3 separate regions of the Homo sapiens genome follow, and regions 1 and 2 are each linked to region 3. The links are chromatin contacts, found by Hi-C or POLR2A ChIA-PET in ENCODE. All regions are on one chromosome and are shown on one strand. Each heading gives the region's core, a stretch centred on a gene start or an enhancer-like site at or near the end of the contact. The rest is flanking DNA. Distances are from core to core; before and after follow the strand shown.

Region 1 (4,555 bases), core at 356-2,855, 410 kb before region 3:
CTGAGCTGGAGTTGTCTGTGTCCAAGGTCATGCGGCCACTAGGTGGAAACCTTTACCTTGCCTTCCCTCAATCCCTACACCTGCTCTCCAGGCTCAGCTGAGGCTGCCTCTGCCCACAAGCTCTCCCTTTCTGAGCCCCCGGACCTGAAATCAGCTCGGGGCCAGCCTGCAAGGCACCGGTGCCCCCTCTCTCTTACTGCACAGAGTGGACAGGAGCTAGCCAGTCATGGGCTGCTGGTGAAGTACGGGGGAGGGGGTCCTCCTGGGACTCCTAGGTGCCCCCAACAATCTCCCAGAAGCCAGTCCCAGTTCTCGGCATCCCCCTGGAGGAAGGGGAGGGGGACTCTCTGGCTTACAGTCTGTGGGGGTGGAGGGAGGAGGGAGGACGCCCAGACCCCACGTGCCGACCTGCAGAGCCCTGTCCGTGCCCGCACAGGTGCCCTGACACACTGACACGGCTATACGTGCGCAGCCGCACACGCGGCTGGTCCACACGCCCATCCATCCATCTCCGGCGGCCCCCAGGGAGGCTACGCGCTGAGCCAGGATGAGTGCTGGGACCAGGGCTCCAAGCTCCCAGCCCTTTCCTGGGGCCGGCCATAGGGCAAGCTGGGGATGGCCAGTGGTGGTCCCCCACTCCCTCATGGCCTCCTTTCCCAGCAGGGAAGCTGGAGACCCGGCTCTGCTGGAGCCTGCCTGAGCAGGGCCCCAAGCCCTTGCGCCCAGGCCGGCCCTGCCTGGAGTCCAGCCTGCCCTGGGCTGGGCGACCTTGGGCCTCTGCTCTCCCATCAGTAAATGGCACCCCACCGGCCATGCCAGGGCAGCCACACCCCCAGCGTGGTCCTGCCCCCACCTTCCCTGCAAAGCGTGTTATTAAACGTGGGGCGGGAGGGGGTCTGCTAGGGACTGTCACCTCCCGGGTCGCCCCTCGCCGCAGGGGCCCCCTCCCTGTCTTCCCGGTGCGTGTGGTGGGTGGGGGGGGCATCCGCCTCGCCCTTTGAAGGCCCCAGCAGAGACCTCCAGCTGTCAGCCCGCAGCCTGGGAAGGGAGGGGGACAGAGGTAGAGAGAGAGGGATGCGAACGCCCGCGGCCCGGGAGGCGGGTGCCGCCAGGTGCCCGCTGCGGGGCTCACGGTGGCGGCCGGCTCTCGGGGCCGCCCCATCTCCAGTGCTGGGGGCAGCGGGTGGAGGGCACGGACCAAGGGTCTGGGCGCTGCTGGCCCCGCCCCGCCCCCGGGGACCCGACAACGTCCCCTCCCCGCCCGGCGCCGGGTGGGGGGCTCCGCGCCGGGGAGGGGCCCCCGGGGCTCCCACCCGCGCCCCGCGCCCCCGGCACTCACTGGCCTTCCCGGGCCGCGGCCTCTGCAGCAGCCTCTGCGCGGTCCCTACGTCCTCCGCCTTCACCGCCTGCACCAGCTCCTGCTCCTTCCCCATGGCGCGGCCGGGGCCGCAGCGACGCGGCTGCGCTCGTGAGCTCGGCGCGGCTCAGAGGCGGCGGCGGCCCCGCGGCACCGGCCGCCTCCCCCGCCGCCTCCCCCGCCGCCTCCTCGCCGCCCGCCGCCCCTTCGCCCTCCTCGGGCTCCGGCTTGGGCTCGGGCTCCCGGCGCGGAGGGGGCGGGGAGCGCGTCACGGGCGGGGGGCGGCCCGGGGGCGGGGGCGCGCGGCGGGCGCGGGGCGGGGGCGCGGCACCTGGCGCCGCCTCCCGGACGCCGGGGTCCGCTCCCGGGCCGCCGACCTCCGTCAGCCCGCGCCGGCCGCGCGCCCGGGCCCGTGGCTCCGCCCTCCCCGCGCCCGCCCCGGGACGCCCCCTCCCCACGTGCGCGCAGCGCGCTCAGGCCAGGCCTCTGCGGACGCGGGCGGCCTGGGGCTGCTAGCCGGGCTGGGGACGCGGCCGCCGGGGGTGCACTGGGAGCCCCGACGCGGCGGCGGCGCGGGGCTGAGCCCAGAGAGGCTTCCAGAGGCTGCGGGACCCGCGGGGGACGGTTCCGAGGCAGCGGGCGGGCGGGGACCGGGCGCCGAGAGACCCGGGCGCCAGTGCCCCTGGAGCCGGCCCGCCAGGCTGTCAGGCGTTCCTGGCCCAGGGTTCCCGTGGGAGGTGTCGAGGGATTGTGAAGAGGAATCTCCCAATAATGAATTCGGTGTCAGGGAACCCGCACCCCCAACCCCCAAGCATCCTCCTGCTCCTCTCCGCAAATAATGCGGGCGCCACAGCTTCCCCCAGCCTCAGTCCGAAGCCTGACCCCAAGGTAGCCCCCACCACCCCCACTGAGGGAGCTCAACTCCCCACTCCCCGCACCGACTGGGGGTCGCCTCCATCTCCATCCACAGGGGCTGGAACCTCCCGCCGGCACCAACCGACCCCCGGCCCACGTCTGCCCACTCTCCAGCCTGCAGCCCAGGCAGGCGAGTCCTGCTTCCTGGGTGCTGGAGGCCCCGACTTGTGACCCTCTGAGCTCCTGGCTGAAGGCTTGGGCCACCCTGCGCCTCAGGCCCTCTCCCGTCAGGCCTGCAGCATTCTAGAGGCAGATCAGTGGGGGTCTGAGTCCCGACTCAGGCTCCGTTTCCCTCATCACCCAAGCGGGCAAGGCCGTTTGGAGAATTTGGGGAGGGTCGCACCCATTCTATGAGGCATGGCCTGGCACCCCACTCTGTGTGGCCCCAGACCATTGAGCAGGTCCAGGGGGACAGAGGAGGTCAGACAGCAGGGACAGGGAAGGTGACAGGCACCGGGGTCCCGGCATCCTGTGGGCAGCTGGCCGTTCCCGTTCCCTCCGTGGGGTCTCCTGTTAGGTTCAGGTAGCAGCCCTTGGTCTTCCAGCACTCCTGGGAGGGGTCCCCAAATGCTAGGGCCTTTCCTCTTGCCCTTTCCAATGACCAGTTGAGTACCCGCTGGGTCAGGCACTGTGCTGGTCACCTCCTAGATGAGGTTGGACTCACTGTCCCCATTTTACAGATGAAGAAACTGAGGCTCAGAGAAGCCAAGGGGCTCACCTGGGGTCCCAGAGTCTTGAGGTTGTAAGTCTGGGCTTTGCACCCGCACCTCTGGATGTGTCCTATTCCCCCTCTTAGTGGTTTGTGACCATGAGCTGGTCACTTTGTCATTCTTTTTTCTGAGACAGGGTCTCGCTCTGTCGTCCAGGCTGGGGTGCAGTGACGCCATCATAGCTCACTGCAGCCTCAACATCCCAGGCTCAAGCAGTCCTCCCGCCTCAGCCTCCTGAGTAGCGCCCGGCTAATTTTTTTTGATTTTTAATAGAGATGAGGTCTCAGTATGTTACCTAGACTGGTCTCGAACTCCTGGCCTCAAGCAGTCCTCCCACCTCAACCTCCCAAAGTGCTGGGATTGCAGACGTGAGCTACCACACCCAGCCCACTGCCTAAGTGTCTGTGCCCCTCTGTAAAATGAGGATATGCATGCTACCTCCCCTTAGGTTACTGGAGGATAAATTGTGATACTATCCACAAAGCATTTCACGGCAGGACTTAGTAAGTGCTCAAAAAAATGGCTGCTGTAGATATTGTGATATTCTTGGGCCTCTCTGCCTGTGCAGCAACTGTGTTTTGTGCATCTTTGTATCTACGCTACCTTGCAGTGTGAAGAGCACATAGGAAGAACTAAAAATAAAAATAAGATAGCTGCTGGCATTACTATTACTTTTATGTTTTGGACATGTTAAGGCAAACCACCCTGACCTGTGCTTAACACACAAACAGAAGCCCACACACCAAATGTTCAAATATTTAAACGCTACAAATCACGCCAGTCACCTGTTAAGTATGTTCTATTCTCCTACCTTGACAAATATACCTTCATCATGGCCTGAAAGCCCAAGTTCGAATTGAGAATTCTCAGATTCCTCGGGTGATGAACTGGCCCCCGTTTGTAGCTACCTCACCTGTTCTCTGCTCAGCTCCAGCACTGTCCACACCCCATAAACAGGCACCCCCTTAGTCGCTCCTCAGAGCTAGGGTGGGCACCCTGCTGCGTGGCCCACCTTCAGGAGGACAGACTGGGCAGAGGGCTGTGCCGATCCTGGAAGTGGGCTTGGGGCTGTTTGGGCAGGAAACTCCAGGGTCCTACGTGCTCAGAGTGTGGTCTAGAAGGGGCACCTAGGCTCCAGGTGGATTGCTGCTCAGGACCTCAGAGATTCCTCACCCCATGGGGTGCAGTGTGGCAGGAGGGGACCAGAGCCTTCTGCTAGGTGAGGATAAGCCCAGGAGGGACTGGGAAGCGTTGGATCTGATGCTGTAACCAGTAACTTTGGGTGAGTCCCCGATGCTCAGCTGCCTCATCTGTGAAATGGGCCAGCAGCTCCGCCTGCAGCTTAGGGCTGACGGGAAGGTCCCCATGAAAACAGATGTGTGTCTGCCTGGGGTCCCTGCAGCCTGGGGATGGGGGGGCAGGGCAGGTGGCCACTCTGGCTGGGGGATGAGGATGCAGAGGTGTGGGACTCGGGCAGCCCTCCAGGAAGTCAAGCCTCCAAGGATGATCCTGGGAGGGGGCCTCTGAGCCAGCAGAATTGCTGAGGCTCAGCCTGGAATGGAGCTGGCGGAGG
Region 2 (4,961 bases), core at 1,803-4,302, 380 kb before region 3:
TTTCACCATATTGGTCAGGCTGTCTTGAACTCCTGACCTCAGGTGATCTGCCCGCCTCAGCCTCCCAAAGTGTTGGGATTACAGGCGTGAGTCACTGGGCCCGGCCTAAAGTCCCTTTTTCTGTGCAGCAGTTAGAGGGATGTTTCTGCAACACCCACCATCATTCCCTCTGCTCAAAACCTTGCAGTGGTGAGCAACCTACTTGCAGAAAGCGGGCCCATTGTTACCCCAACCTGACTGCCGATCACCTTACCTGAGCCTGGAGGTGGAGGCTGCTAGGATCACACCAATGCACTCCAGCCTGGGTGACAGAGTGAGACCCTATCTCAAAGCAAACAAAACAGGGCCAGGCGCAGTGGCTCACGCCTGTAATCGCAGCACTTTGGGAGGCCAAGGCGGACGTATCACGAGGTCAAGAAATCAAGACCATCCTGGCTAACATGGTGAAACCCCATCTCTACTAAAAATGCAAAAAAATTAGCCAGGCATGGTGGCGGGCATCTGTCGTCCCAGCTACTCCGGAGGCTGAGGCAGGAGAATGGCGTGAACCCGGGAGGCGGAGGTGGCAGTGAGCCGAGATCATGCCACTGCACTCCAGCTTGGATGACAGAGTGAGACCCTCAAAAAACAAACAATGAAAGTCACATATTGTAGGACATGTTCACAACAGGTAAATTTATCATGGAGGCAGAAGGTAGACTGGCGTCTACCCAGGGCTGGCAGGGAGGGGCGGATGGGGAATCACTGCTTCAAAGGCACAGGTTTCCTTTCAGGGTGCCGGAAAGGTTCTGTACCCACATAGCTGTGATAGTTGCACAACACTGTGAATGTCGCTAATAGTAAATTTTATGTGCACTTACCACAGTTTTTTTTGAGACGGAATCTTGCTCTGTTGCCCAGGCCGGAGTACAGTGGCACGATCTCGGCTCACTGAAACCTCTGCCTCCCAGGTTCAAACGATTCTCCTGCCTCAGCCTCCTGAGTAGCTAGGATTACACGCGTGCACCACCACACCCAGATAATTTTTGTATTTTTAGTAAAGACGTAATTTTGCCATGTTGGCCTGCTTGGTCTTGAACTCCTGATGTCAGGTGATCCACCCACCTCAGCCTCCCAAAGTGCTGGGATTACGGGAGTGAGCCACTGTGCCTGGCCCACAATTTTTTAAAAGTATGTAAGAGGGCTGAGGCAGGCAGATCGCTTGAACTCAGGAGTTCTATAGCAGCCTAGGCAACATGGCAAAAACCCATCTCTACAAAATATACAAAAATTAGCTAGTGATGGGCACCTGTAGTCCCAGCTACTTGGGTGGTTGAGGTAGAGGCTGCAGTGAGCTGAGATCACGGCACTGCACTCCAGCCTGGGCGACAGAGCAAGGTGCTGTTTCAAAAAAAAATCTGGCCAGGCTCGGTGGCTCATGCCTGTCATCCCAGCACTTTGGGAGGCCAAGGGGGACGGATCACCTGAGGTCAGGAGTTCAAAACCAGCATGGCCAACATGGTGAAACTCCGTCTCTCCTAAAAATATAAAAAAATTAGCCGGGTGTGGTGGCAGTTGCCTGTAGTCCCAGCTACTCAGGAGGCTGAGGCAGGAGAATCGCTTGAACCTGGGAGGCGGAGATTGCAGTGAACCAAGATCGTGCCGTTGCATTCTAGCCTAGGTGACAGAGCGAGACTCCATCTCAAAAAACAAAAACAGGCCGGGCGCGGTGGCTCATGCTTGTAATCCCAGCACTTTGGGAGGCCGAGGCGGGCAGATCGTGAGGTCAAGAGCTTGAGACCATCTAGGCCAACATGGTGAAACCCTGTCTCTACTAAAAATACAAAAATTAGCTGGCCATGGTGGTGCACTCCTGTAGTCCCAGCTACTCGGGAGGCTGAGGCAGGACAATCATTTGAACCCAGGAGGCGGAGGCTGCAGTGAGATCGCGCCATTGCACTCCAGCCTAGGTGATAGAGTGAGACTCTGTCTCAAAAACAAACACCCCAAACAAACAAAAACCAAAAACAACCCCCATCTCCAAAACCAAAAATTCAACGTGGCTGGGAGTCGTGGCTCACGCCTGTCATCCTAGCACTTTGGGAGGCCGAAATGGGAAAATGGTTTGAGGCTAGGAGTTTGAGACCAGCCTAGTCTAAACAGCAAGACCCTGTCTCTATTTAAAATACATAATGCAAATAAATTTTAAAAAATTTAAAAAGTGGCTGGGCACGGTGGCTCACGCCTGTAATCCCAGCACTTTGGGAGGCCGAGGCGGGCGGATCACGAGGTCAGGAGATCGAGACCATCCTGGCTATCACGGTGAAACCCCGTCTCTACTAAAAATACAAAAAATTAGCCTGGCGTGGTGGCGGACACCTGTAGTCCCAGCTACTCAGGAGGCTGAGGCAGGAGAATGGCGTGAACCCGGGAGGCAGAGCTTGCAGTGAGCCGAGATCGCGCCACTGCACTCCAGCCTGGGCGATAGAAAGAGACTCCGTCTCAAAAAAGAAAGAAAAAAAAATTAAAAGTATATAAAAGAATAAAACAGCTTCGCAGAGCTACCCATGAGCCATCCCCGACCCGTGTTCTTTTCCCGTGACCCGGGTAACCATCTTGGGAGGCTCTAACACCCTAGGCGGTCAGTGGGCAGCAGGCACCACACCCCTGGTTGGAGCTGTGGCGGCTTCCCAGCAGCAGCCGCGGGCGGGGCGACCTGTCCTTAGGTACGGAAGCGCTGGGGCGCGGCTGCCTAGCAGCCGCCAGTCCGCTCGCCCCTCGCGTTCTCTGGCTCTCAAATCCGAGTGCAGCCTCGAACATAGGTCCTTCTGCCGCCCCGCCCCCTGGCTGGCAATCTGCTCCACCGTAACCACGCCCTCCCCACAGTCCCGCCCCATCTTCGCTCTCAGCGCGCCCGGCCCCGCCTCTGCCCTTTAAGGCCACACCGCTATCCAGGCCCGGCTCCCCGCCTGTCCGTCAATCCGCTCCGGTTCTGCCCCGCCCTCCTCTTGCCGTTCCCTCACGCTGGCCTCGGCGCGGCCCGTTGTTATGACGACATGGTCGTAAATCCGCCATCTTCCTGCGGCGCGTTGCGACATGGAGGGCGCGATGGCAGTGCGGGTGACGGCCGCTCATACGGCAGAAGCCCAGGCCGAAGCCGGGCGGGAAGCGGGCGAGGGTGCAGTTGCGGCGGTGGCGGCGGCCTTGGCCCCCAGCGGCTTCCTCGGCCTCCCGGCGCCCTTCAGCGAGGAAGGTAACCGGGCCGACCCGGAGGGTGCGGCCGGGGTGCGGGCAGTTCATCCCGGGCTGGCAGAGGCCCGGATGGCCCGAGCTGCGGGCTCGACCGACCCTCCCAGACCCAGACACCTCGCGGATCTCGCGGGACCCTCACAGCCCTCCACGAAACCCCCAGGTTTGCTGCGACCCTCACGGGCCTCTCCTGCGGGGCGCCTGTCATCCCCCCTCTCTGGTGTGCGTCCACAAGTGCTCGCGGGTTGCTGAGCCCCCGGGCGCCCGGTGTAGACATTCGCAGACGCCGGCGTCCCGGCCCTTCTCTGCCTCCGATGCCTGAGCCTGGCCCTCCCCTCCTCTGGGCCCCTTCCTCCTGCACCTGATGGGCGTCTAGGGCCCTGTTGGTGGTTCCAAGAGGGTGGGGCCTCGGTTTCTCCAGGATCTGGGCTCTGGGCCTGTCCGTAGGGAGGCAGCAGAGCCTAGTGCAAGAGGGCTGGTGCACTGCAGCCAGCCTGTGGCCCCTTCCAGTCCCACACTTGCCGCTTTCTAGTTCTTTGATCCTGGGTAGGTGACCCTACCTCTGTGAACCTCTATTTCCCCTACAGAATGGGGCGGCGGCTTCTGCCAGTAATGTAACAAGCCCTTATCCTGCTTTAGGTTTTTTCATTCTCAAACCAGTCCTGACAGGTGGATGTTATTGTTATTCTCATTTTGGGGATGAGGAAAATCGAAGGTTGGAGACCTGAAAGTGACCGGGTGGGCTGGGTGCGGTGGCTCACGCCTGTAATCCCAGCACTTTGGGAGGTCGAGACGGGCGGGTCACGAGGTCAGGAGATGGAGACCATCCTGGCCAACATGGTGAAACCCGTCTCTACTAAAAATACAAAAAAACAAAATTAGCCGGGCGTGGTGGCGGGCGCCTGTAGTGGGGAGGCTGAGGCGGAGAATGGCGTGAACTCGGGAGGTGGAGCTTGCGGTGAGCCGAGACCGCGCCACTGCACTCCAGCCTGGGCGGCAGAGCCGGACTCCGTCTCAAAAGAAAAGAAAATGACCAGGGTCACCCAGGTAGTTAAGTAGCAAGGGTTGGATTGGATCTCAGCACTGTGAAGGCCTTCACAGCCCCTTTAACTTCCGGGCTCTGCTGCCTCATAGAAGCATCATGGGAATTAAAATAAAGATTGTGGCCAGGCGCAGTGGCTCACGCCTGTAATCCCAGCACTTTGGGAGGCCAAGGTGGGTGGATCACCTGAGGTCAGGAGTTCGAGACCAGCCTGGCCAACATGGTGAAACCCCTTCTCTACTAAAAATACAAAAATTAGCTGGGCGTGGTGGTGCGCGTCTGTAATCCCAGCTACTTGGGAAGGTGAGGTAGGAGAATTGCTTGAGCCCAGGAGACGGAGGTCGCAGTAAGCCGAGATCGCACCACTGCTCTCCAGCCTGGGTGACAGAGCAAGACTGTCTCAAAAAAAGAAAAAAGATTGTGTGTCATGTGCCGAGAGCAGTGTTGGGGATGCACTAAGGGCTCATTCCTGGGGGCACTGAGAGCTTTTGGAGATGGAGCTTGGGTCTGTACCCTCTGAGCTTGTCCTATGAGGCTGCAGATGGCTGGGCACTGTGGCTCATACCTGTAACCCCAACACTTTGGGAGGCTGAGGTGAGAGGATCACTTGAGCCCAAGGAGTTCCAGACCAGCCTGGGCAACATAGTAAGACCCCGTCTCTATTTTCTTTTTTTTTTTTTTTGAGACGGCG
Region 3 (5,076 bases), core at 29-2,528:
GGTGTCAGGAGTGGGAGGCCATTAATGACACGTTGGAAGACAAACAGGATGTTGATTCACCTGTAAAGATCTCCAAGGCCTGACCTCAGAGTTGAGATTAAGGAAAGAATATTCCTCGAGTTGGACTTAAGCATGGATCTGGTGGAAGAGTCCCTGCCTGGATTATTAGACTTGTGTGGAGTGAGCACCTGGGCTTGCAGAGTGTGGGGGTCTGGAGAGGGGTTGGGTGGGGAGATTTAAGGGGGAGGAGTTCCCAAGAAACCATAGAAGCTTTGGGTGCCTGAGAGGTTGGGAGAGCACCCTGCTAAAGCATCCTATCTGGTAGGGAGGGGAGCTCTTGACAGACGGGTTGTTAGGGAGGGTGGTGAAAGCCACGCACATCAAGGGGCTGGCTTGATTGCCCTCTGGCCCCACATCTAAGCTTCTGGGCTGTGACTGCCCCCAACCAAGTCCTCAGAGCCCAGCTTGGGACCCACCACCCGCCATACTCCACGCTCCCAAGCCCTTACTCTGCTGTTCCAAGGGCCGACCTGCTGCCACAAAGTTCTCTTTCTAGACAGCCCGGTGTGAATTCTCACTTCCTCCTGGGACTTCCTCCAGCAGGACTGTGGCTGTGGTGAGCATTTCAGCATCTGCTCATCTGCTGTTCTGTCATCTTTCTCTTCCTTGGTGTCTTCGAGGGCAGGCCAGGTGGAATACGGCTTCCCAAAGACTCGATTCATTTTGGTTAGGTCTCTTGTATTGCATGGTCCCCGGCCCATAGGCATTGTTGAAAACAAAGTCGAGTTTGTTGTTTCCAGCTAAAGCAGCCCCTGCTTTAGTGTGGAGATACTTGAGGAGTTAAAAGGAAACAGGAAATACTACTGCTTTATGGTTGGAAACCACTCAGATGGAGGAGAATTTGGGGAGGCTTCGGTTCCTGCAGCTGAGGCAGCCTTGGAGAAAACTGCACGTGAACTTTTGCCCTTTGAACAGGGCCGTTGTCCCGGCTTGAGGGTTCCAGATGTGGTGGCATCAGATGGGTCTTTGAGGGGTGGGGCAGTCAGGGTGCCTCTAACAGTGTACTGGGTGTTGGCAAGACCTCGGGGGTGGAAAGTTATGGAAGGAATTGTTCAGACAGGGCCCAGTGATGGGGTGTGGGCTAGAGTACCGTCTTTGAAGCCGCTTGGCAAGAGAAGTGGGGATCACGTCTAGTGGAGATGGCAGATGATGTACTGTGTAGCCAGCACTGGTGAGAGACTGTGCCCATCCCGGGCCTGCCTTGTGACTTCGGGTGATTTCCCGTCCCCTGTGAGCTGTAGTTTCTTCCTCTGTAAGGTAAGGGTGACGTCCTCCCCTGAAGATGACAAATGTGGTGCCCCTGCCCCATGCCTGGCACCAGGTCAGTGCAGTCAGGAGAGGCTGTGCCTGGAGGTCTTCGTGTTTGTACTTGTTTTTTTTTTGAGACGGCGTCTCACTCTGTTGCCCAGGCTGGAGTGCAGTGGCGCGATCTTAGCTCACTGCAAGCTCCACCTCCCGGGTTGACATCATTCTCCTGCCTCAGCCTCCTGAGTAGCTGGGACTACAGGCACCCGCTACCACGCCCGGCTAATCTTTGTGTATTTTTAGTAGAGACGGGGTTTCACCGTGTTAACCAGGATGGTCTCGATCTCCTGACCTCCTGATCCACCTGTCTTGGCCTCCCAAAGTGCTGGGATTACAGGCATGAGCCACTGCACCCGGCCTGTACTTGGTTTTTGTTTTTAAATATTTGAGACAGAGTCTCACTCTATCCCGCCTCTATCTGGGCTCACTGCAACCTCTGCCACCTGGGTTCAAGAGATTCTCTTGCCTCAGCCTCCCAAGTAACTGGGATTACAGGCACAAGCCATCATGTCTGGCTGATTTTTATATATTCTGTAGAGATGGGGTTTCTCCATGTTGGCCAGGCTGGTCTCGAACTCCTGACCTCCGGTGATCTGCCCACCTCGGCCTCCCAAAGTGCTGGGATTACAGGTGTGAGTGTACTTTACTTTTAGGAAGGATATGCTAAGAACGCTTTTCCCCTCCCGCAGCCACACTTAATTTCTGTTAATGTCGACCTCTGGCCACACTCAGCCCTGTCAGCCTCGGGTGATGCACCGGAGGTCCCTGAAGGCAGCATGTATGGCCAGGAGTGGCTCGCCCTGCCAGTCCCCCTGCTGCCACCCAGAGCTCTGGCTGACCCTAGCAGCACAGGCCCCCGCTGAGTGGGTCTCCACCTCTGGGGACTGGACCCTGCACTGTGGGGAGGGCAGGGCTTCCTGGGCAGCCCCCGAGTTTTCTTGCAAGAAACCTGACACCCCTGCTCCTGAGAGGGCTCCAGTTCCTGCCGAGCAGAGCAGGACTCTCTGCAGCGACCTCGGCTTGGCAAGACCCCCCGTGGTTCACCTGAAGCATGTTTCTTCCCCGAGAAGCCGCAGGACCTCTTGTGAGGGGCCAGGTCGTGAGTCCACACACGTCTGCTTCTCACTAAGCTTTGAGTCATGTGTGGGGCAGGGACCTCCCAAATTCCAGTTTCTATGCTGGGTGAGGCCGAGAAGCAATGGAAGGGAAGGGTGGTGGGGAGGCAGCAGGCCTGGCGACCAGGGCACAGGGGCCCCACCCTGCTCTCCGAATCTGGCTGCCTTGGACAAGCCTCCTTGGTCTCTGGCCTCAGTTTCCCCATTAGTAATTGGTGACATCAAAGTCCTCTTGTGGGCCAAAGATATGCCACAGCTGCATAAAACAAAACAGAAGAGAGAGTAGAGGTGAAGGTTTTGTGTGCGAAATTGAAACAGAGTCACTTGAAATGGATAATTTCAGAGTAAAAACTAAGTATTTCTAATTAGGTTGATTGCAGATGTTGGTGCACAGGAAATTCTATGCCTTCGCGTCTAGATTTCTGTGGGGCAATTTGACAGAGTTTATCTCCTGGATTGGCTCAGGGCACTGCACCCTCTTGATTTCGTTCCCCTCTGGTGGCACGTGTCTCCGAGCACCGGGAATGACTGAGAGCCGCAGGGCCGACCCTCTTTGCAGAGCTCTGGGAGCTGCGGGAGGGTTGGGCAGCAGCAGGGTTATGTTGGGTTCAGAATCTGGCGTGAGAGCCTGGCAGTCTCCACCCTCATTCCTCACTGCCGTTTTTTTTTTTTTTGAGACAGAGGCTCACTGGATCGCCCAGGCTGGAGTGTAATGCACAATTTTGGCTCACTGCAACGGGGCTGTCAGGTTCAAGTGATTGTCCTGCCTCAGCCTCCCTAGTAGCTGGGATTAGAGGCACCCTCCACCAAGCCTGGCTAATTTGTGTATTTTTAGTAGAGACAGGGTTTCACCATGTTGGTCAGGCTGGTCTTCAACTCCTGACCTCAGATAATCCGCCCGCCTCGGCCTCCCAAAGTGCTGAGATTACAGGCGTGAGCCACCAAGCCCAGCCCTTCACTGCCATTTTCAAGGCTGGTGGTTGCATTAGGGACCTGTTCCTCAGGGGCTGGGGTGCCCCCATGTTGTCTCTGGTGCTTTGCTTGCTGGGTGACAGCATGGAGGGTTGAGGGCTGCAGCCGGAGTCTGGTGACATGAGCAGAGTGGGCAGGCTTCTCACCAGCCTTCTCTGAGTGCTGCTCTCCTAAACAGACTTCCCTCTGTGTTTGTCCTGTGGACTTGGGGAGGGGGCAGCCAGCTCTGTCTGTGGGATCTTCTTCTACCTCCTGAGACTGTGTGTGCCCTGGCTTGGCGCTGCCTCCCGTGCGCTCCTCTCCAGGAGACAACCTTGGCTCCTGCTCTTGGTGTGGCCAGGATCCCTCTTCTCCTCTATGGTTTGGAAACCGGCCTGCCTGGCCTGCGGTGGGTGGCTCCGGCTGAAGGCTGTGACCCCTGGAGATGGGTGGGTCAACCCAGCCTGCTGGGCCCACCCAATACCAGCTTGGGCCCGGCCCCAAGTAGGTCAGATGCCGGTTCAGCAAGGTGCGGGGAAGATGAGGGAGATGACTTGCTAAGAAAAGTCTTAATTATGGCTTTTTTTTTTCAGACGGAGTTTTGTTCTTGTTGCCCAAGCTGGAGTACAATGGCACAATCTTGGCTCACCACAACCTCTGCCACCTGGGTTCAAGCGAGTCTCCTCCTTCAGTCTCCTGAGTAGCTGGGATTACAGGCATGCACCACCACACACAGCTAAGTTTTATATTTTTAGTAGAGATGGTTTCACCATGTTGGCCAGGCCAGTCTCAAACTCCTGACCTCGTGATCCGCCCACCTTGGCCTCCCAAAGTGCTGGGATTACAGGTGTGAGCCACCACACCCAGCCAATTAGGGCTGTCTTACAAAAAAAAAAACCACCACGAACCTTTGCGAGAATCGAGCGCAGCCTGTGCTGGTTGTGTAAGCCGTGGGACACACGGGAAAGCCAGGAAGAAGAGGAAGAGCACCCCCACACCCCACCCGCGTGAAGAAGAGCAACCCCACTCCCCGCCCGTGGGAAGAAGAGCACCCTCACGCCGGGCCCGCAGGAAGAAGAGCACCCCCACGCCCGGCCCGCAGCATCCCGCTGGCTTCCTGGCCACCTCTCCTCACCCATCTTAGAGGCATGGCCGGGCTGGGGCATCTTTCCCTCCTTGGGCAGGTACCGCTGATGGCCTTGTGGGCAGCACAGGGGCCTTACCTGGGTCGGCTCAGGCACTGTTCTGAACATCCGTGAGGTGACCTTGCTCCCTTTGTCTCCGTGAGCCTAGGAGTATATCCTGAATTTTTTATGTTTTTGTACTCCCCATGTTCCATATTTTTGTTTCTGCATCAGGGTGGAGGCTATTGAGCCACATCCCTGACACAAGCAGTGAGCTGCCAAGGCCCTTGCGCCTGAGCTTGGCACTGTCTGGGCCTGGGCTGGTGCCATGAGTAGACCCTGCACGCACTAGGCCAATCTGGAGCACGTGGCTCACCCGAGCTCAAAGCACCGACACCCTGCACGTATATGGATGCGAGTCAGGCCTCAGCGAGACCTGAACCCTGGTAGGATTGAAGAGTGTTGGTTTCAGACCCCAGCACTTACTGTGAATGTGGAAATCAGCCACTGAAAGCCTCAAA

What was found. Hi-C counts contacts between places; a loop is a spot of excess contacts on that map. ChIA-PET counts read pairs that join two places held with the same protein, here RNA polymerase II (POLR2A). Pooled maps may share reads with other maps.
Region 1: a loop to region 3 is called in a map of B cell, with 12 times the contacts of the local background. The contact joins the promoter of CASKIN1 here to the enhancer-like site in region 3. A Hi-C loop is called at or near these places in 1 of 168 maps with a recorded cell type or tissue (B cell) and 4 of 50 pooled maps. POLR2A ChIA-PET finds 5 or more read pairs at or near these places in 1 of 52 experiments (activated B cell).
Region 2: a pooled map shows a loop between it and region 3 (6-fold over the local background). The contact joins the promoter of E4F1 here to the enhancer-like site in region 3. A Hi-C loop is called at or near these places in 1 of 37 single-sample maps with no recorded cell type and 4 of 50 pooled maps. POLR2A ChIA-PET finds 5 or more read pairs at or near these places in 4 of 52 experiments (GM12878, MCF 10A, WTC11 and 1 more).

What each region holds. Positions count from the first base shown.
Region 1 is chr16:2,195,000-2,199,554 of GRCh38, forward strand. CASKIN1 (CASK interacting protein 1) reads right to left here and starts at 1,606. Exons shown (of 20, transcript NM_020764.4): 1 at 1,340-1,606. The coding sequence starts at 1,433.
Region 2 is chr16:2,220,539-2,225,499 of GRCh38, forward strand. E4F1 (E4F transcription factor 1) reads left to right here and starts at 3,053. Exons shown (of 14, transcript NM_004424.5): 1 at 3,053-3,232. The coding sequence starts at 3,076. RefSeq lists enhancers at 1-17, 2,948-3,117, 3,348-3,487, 4,743-4,961 and silencers at 2,748-2,887, 3,178-3,267.
Region 3 is chr16:2,606,438-2,611,513 of GRCh38, forward strand. It overlaps the pseudogene LOC652276. Among named protein-coding and RNA genes, the nearest start is that of FLJ42627, 30 kb to the right of the region's middle. Within about 2 kb of position 1,279, at least 4 of the 41 ENCODE cell types and tissues checked have a DNase peak (open chromatin) inside an H3K27ac peak, as active enhancers do; they include B cell and GM12878, where a contact is called at or near this core.